Linked DNA regions of Mus musculus: region 2 is linked to region 1. Evidence: chromatin loops called from intact Hi-C (ENCODE). Cell type or tissue: gastrocnemius. All regions are shown on one strand.

The links. A loop is a pair of places that touch in the nucleus more often than their neighbours do. Peaks named below come from ENCODE experiments on the same cell type or tissue, not always from the same donor. Only the 100,000 strongest peaks of a DNase experiment are listed, where the experiment ranks them.
Region 2: a loop joins it to region 1, with 2.4 times the contacts of the local background. A loop is called at or near these places in 20 of 42 quality-filtered maps.

The regions. Positions count from the first base shown.
Region 1 is chr4:47,036,212-47,038,711 of GRCm38, reverse strand. All of the region lies in intron 8 of Anks6 (ankyrin repeat and sterile alpha motif domain containing 6), which reads left to right. Among named protein-coding and RNA genes, the nearest start is that of Anks6, 20 kb to the left of the region's middle. In gastrocnemius, a CTCF peak has its summit at 1,196 (motif pointing right); DNase peaks (open chromatin) are centred at 1,208 and 2,044; H3K27ac peaks cover 316 bases.
Region 2 is chr4:46,610,170-46,612,669 of GRCm38, reverse strand. The region is part of intron 9 of Tbc1d2 (TBC1 domain family, member 2); the gene reads left to right. Among named protein-coding and RNA genes, the nearest start is that of Gm31850, 4.6 kb to the right of the region's middle. In gastrocnemius, no CTCF peak of the experiment used is centred here; a DNase peak (open chromatin) is centred at 1,261.

The DNA of each region.
Region 1 (2,500 bases):
ATGGGTACCATCCAGTGGAGCACTGGCTTCCATGGATCAGAGCAGATGCCAGCCTTGAACTGCGAATGAAGCCTTGTGAAGACTTGGGGTCTCACACAACCCAAGGTGGCCCCACAGTTGCTGTGTAGCCAAGGGTAACTTAACATCTAGTCCTCCTGCTTCTGTCAACCAAGTGCTGGGATGAAGGGGATCCATCATGCCAAGTCATACAGTATCTGGGCCTCATGTGTGCACCATGCTAGGGAAACACCATTCCAGTGTTTCCCAGGTCCCCAGACCTTAGCGGCTACATCCAAGTCCTGGCCATGTGGTAGGGACCAGATGGGAGAAATTGACAGGCAACCAGCATTAGCAGGAAGACTCACCATTCTGGTTAAGTGGGGGAGCTGAGGAAGGGGTGTTTCTAGTCTAGAAGGGCCTCAGTTTCCTGACCTGTAAGCTTAGAATTAGGGTAAGCTAAGAGTATTAGAAGCCCCTGAGGTCATAGTGACACAAATGAGACAGCAGCTTACTCCACAGCGTTGGGGACCTCAGTTCGTCTATTCTCAGGTTTCTATTGATCAAGATTACCTCATAGTCCAAGAGGGCTTCCATAGCTCTGGCCGTTACGTCCTGTGTTAGACTTTCCAATGCTTAGTCAGAGCATTTTGAGTAAAACTTAAAAGGAAGGTTTTTGTTTTTTGTTTTTTTTTTTCATTTTGGTTTTTGTGTTTTTTTCATTTTGGTTGTTTTTAGCATATGTTCTAGAAGTTCCCGTCTATGATCTCTTGGTTCTGTGGCTGAGGCTCTGGGGTGACACTGAATGTCACGTGAAGGAAAACCATTCAGTTTGTGTAGTGAGGAAGAGGGAGGGGATCCCCATGTCACTTCTGCTCAGGGCAGAAGGCTTCCAGTCGAGTCACGTGGCCACAGCACACTGTGCAGACTGGCCCCTGAAATCTGTCCAGGTGACCAGGTTCCTATTAAACAACAGGAATGTCATTGCTAAAGAGATGTGGAAGGTAGATCCTGGTAGAAAAGCTGCCTCTAACTAAGGGGTGGTTATCATCCCAGCGGTAGTTTTGAAAGGAGATTGTCTCCCGGGAGGCCTTCAGCCTAGTGCTGTCTGATCTTGACTGTTACCTCACCTCTCTGGGCTTGATGTTCTCTGGTACCAAGACTCTCCTGGTTAGAGCACCTTGGCACTGAGATGCTAATTCTGGCCAGCAGAGGGCAGTATTGTCAAGGACAGGCAAGCCGGAGCAACTTGCCTACCAAGCCTAGGCAGGGTAGTTAGGTACCGAGCTGCCAAGCAAGTGGTCTCTGCCTTTGTCCACACTTTGCCTGTCCGTTGGGTGTAGTTAGGGTCTCCCAAGATGATTAAGATCACACATCCAGAGTGAGTCACGGTGGCATTTTTAGTTTTCATCCTTTGTGGTTTTTTTTCTAAGCATTTTTAGTATCTAGGATTGTGGAATCAGGTTATACTAAGACCAGCAAACACCTCAGCACTTCCTAAGTGTTCAGCTCTGTGCACATTCTCACCCAACCTCCCCAGAGCTGCGCACGACCAGTGGTATTACCATTTCCCCTCAGTGTCTTGGAACTGATTTATTAACAATTTCCCATAATCTTTTCCATGTCATTAAAACCTTGTTTAGCCACATCATGTTTAATAGCCGTGTGACAGGACATTCCATCAGAGTGACTTCACCCAAGACAGACCCCTGGGAGTTAGGGAGGGGCTTCTGTAGCTCTTTGCAATTTTAACAGCTCTGTGAACATCCTTATACTGCAGTCTCCTCGGCTTCCTGACACCCCTCAGGCAAAGAATGTGAAAGTCGTTGCTTCCAGAAGTGCCGTAGAAGTGCCCGTCTGTGGTGGGCTGGCTGCCCTGAGTATCTAGCCCAGCTTTTGTCAGATAGGGGAAGCCTGTCCATTCCAGAGAGGATGATGCCCATTTACAGACTGGCGGAGAAACAGCTTAGCCTGTGAAAAGAAGCCTGGGAGGCTTGCTGCCAGCCTTGGCACTCTTCTGTCCTACTGCTTGTGTGCAGCAGAGGACACCAGTGGGCTCACTCGGTGGCTCATGGTGGATGGATAGCTGCGGGCCCATGGTGCTGTTGGCCCCAGGGTGGATGTTTGCAGCTACTGGTGCAAAGCTGCCCTCCTGCTCGCCTGCCCACCCCCGGGGCAGGGTTAACCGTGGGATGTCTGTCCCTGTGGAGGACCATCTGGCACCATGTTCAGCCTTCCCTTAATTAAAATAAACGTGGACATTGGAATGCTGCTGCAGACATCCAACAGTCAGTGCGGTGTGGATTGTATACTGACCCCAGTGTAGGTTCACAGAGTAAAATTATGTCACAGTTGAAGAAATGTCCACAGTGGAGCCATGGCCAGGGCATGGTGGGCGTGAAGGGAGTGTGGTTGGGCTTGCAGCCCCCAGCTTCTGCCCCTTATGCTTATCCCAGCATGGCACATGCTGGCTTTGTGTCTCTGCACCTCCTGCTGTATCCCT
Region 2 (2,500 bases), 430 kb after region 1:
TGTTTTCTCATTTGAAATTCCTTTTTCCCAAATGACTCTAGCTATGTCCAGTTGACAAAACTCTAGCCAGCATAGTCTGGCAGCAGTTAAACTATGTCGGAGGACAAGGCTCAGGTTCCCAGCAGCCATACGGTGGCCTGAAACCACCCATAACTCCAGCTCTAGGGGATCTGATGCGGTCTTCTGGCCTTCATGGACACGTATATAAACGTGGTGCACATAACCCCACGTAAGAACACGTAGATACACATGAGAGCAAATAAAGCAGTGAGTGCTAGTGAGTTCTTGACCAAAAATCAGGAGTAGGTGGCGTAAAGATAGGCTGGTGACAGAGACCAAAAATCTTAGCACCACAAGAAGCCGGAGCAGGAGAATCACAAGTTCACGGCCTTTCTGCCTGGACTAGAGTTGAGTTCAAGGACAGCTTGCATGATGTAGGGACTACCTTGTCTCAAAAAAGAAAAAGAAAAGGGGAGGGAGAGGAGAGGAGAGGAGAGGAAAGGAAAGGAAAGGAAAGGAAAGGAAAGGAAAGGAAAGGAAAGGAGAGGAACCCAAGGCCGTGACTCAATGGTAGGATGCAAGGCCCTGAGTTTAACCCCCAGAACTTTCAAAAATAAAATAAAATAAAATGGAAACAGAAGCTATGAGGACCAGAAGCTCCGGGATTAGGTGAGTGGTGAGTTTTAAGCTCTGACCCTGCAGGTGGAGGTGGGGGCCCCATCTTCCAGCTGAGACCTGAGCTTATAGAAGCTGTCCAGAATTTCACTGTGCGTGGCAGCCCAGCAGCCTCTGGCCCTGGATTGGCCCATGCCCAGTCCTTCCTACAACCCACCCTCTAAGTGGGAGCTGGGCTACCCCCAAAGCTTTTCTAATCCAGTGTCCTTTACAGAGGCCGGAGGCCTTAGCCACACAGGGGATCTGAACTCCAGAGGTTGGCTAATGGCTAAAGGACAGGGAAAGCTGTCATGGTAGGAGCCTCAGGAACAGAATGCCCTGGTATAGAGGGAAGTAAGACCAACAAGAAGGTGGCCACAGGAGGACACTTGAAGCAAAAGGGGGCAGGTGCCTTTCAGTGTATCTCTTGAGGAAACCTTTGCTTAAATTGATATGCAAGCACACATAATTGGTATCCACGCAAATATTTATGTTATTGCTTTAAATAGAAAGCTATGTACACTAGAGCCTGCCTTGATCTCAAGAGAGGTAATGTTTTTTGCAGCTTCAAGTCCCTTATGGCTGTCTGTGTCGCCATCTAGTGGTCAATCTTAGAACTGCATGCACTGTGGCCGAATAAACAGTTCACCTAAGGCAGCTTGTTCCTAGGGTTACAGATAATGCAGAGATGTGTGTTGCCAGCTCAGAGCAAGCATTTGAAGTCCATTTCCCCATGAGAATAATGTGAGTGCACTAAATGTCATTCTTGCCGCCCTCTGCACATGCCTTTGCAGGCCTGTTCAGGTGGTGTCCCATTGTACTCCCCCCCCCCCCCTCAGCAGTGGTGAGTCCTGGCAGGAACCACCCTCCAATAACTGGCCATCTGTATGCAGAAGTCTAAGACAATACAGCCTGGAGTTCCTGATCTGAGGACATCCTGAGCTTTGTGGGAAAAGGGTGGGTTAGGACAGACAGCAGCAGGCTGGACTTGGGCATCCGGGATTGGTCCCCTCTGCCGAGATGATCTTAAGTGATGGCCACTTTTGCCTTCTGAGTTCCGCTCTCCCCATCTGTGCAGTAAGATGTTTGCCTGGACCAGAGGTAACCCATAAGAAGAACCTACCAGAGACCCGTTTGAAGGAATGTCTAGGGTAGTGTTCAGGCTCAACAGCCAAAAGTTCCATGGTTGATTACATGTGTCTCCCCTGGTCACGGACGGAGTGGTAGTTGTCACACAGGACATTTTCTGTTCTTGAACCTGGTGACCTCTATGGGTCCCCTCCCCCTGCTCCAAGAGCCTCCAATGTCCCAGGAGACCTGTGGCTGTTTTTCTCTTTTTGCACTCAGCTCAGAGTCAGGAGGGTTTGTGTAAATACCCATGGAAGGCAGAGCCAGACAGGGCGAGGAGCGGGTCGTTCCCGATGCGAGCAATCGGCTGAGGAGGAAGGGCGCACGTTCCTTGTTTGGGGGGAAACAGTCCTGTTCTAAGCCATGAACCTCAAAAGGAAATGGAGGCCATGAACGCAAACCATGAAGAACCCCAAGACACATAAACAAACACTTGGCTCTGCAAGGCTCTGCAAGGCTCTGCAGTGCAGGCTGGGGTGGTGCACGCCTGCAATGCCAACACCCGCAGACTGCGGCCAGAGGATTGCAAGTTCTAGGCCAGACTGTCTCAAAATAATTAATAAGAGTAATAATAATCAGGGCTGGAGAGATGGCTCAGAGGTTAAGAGCACTGACTGCTCTTCCAACGGTCCTGAGTTCAATTCCCAGCACCCACATGGTGGCTCACAACCATCTGTAGTGAGATCTGACACCCTCTTCTGGTGTGTCTGAAGACAGC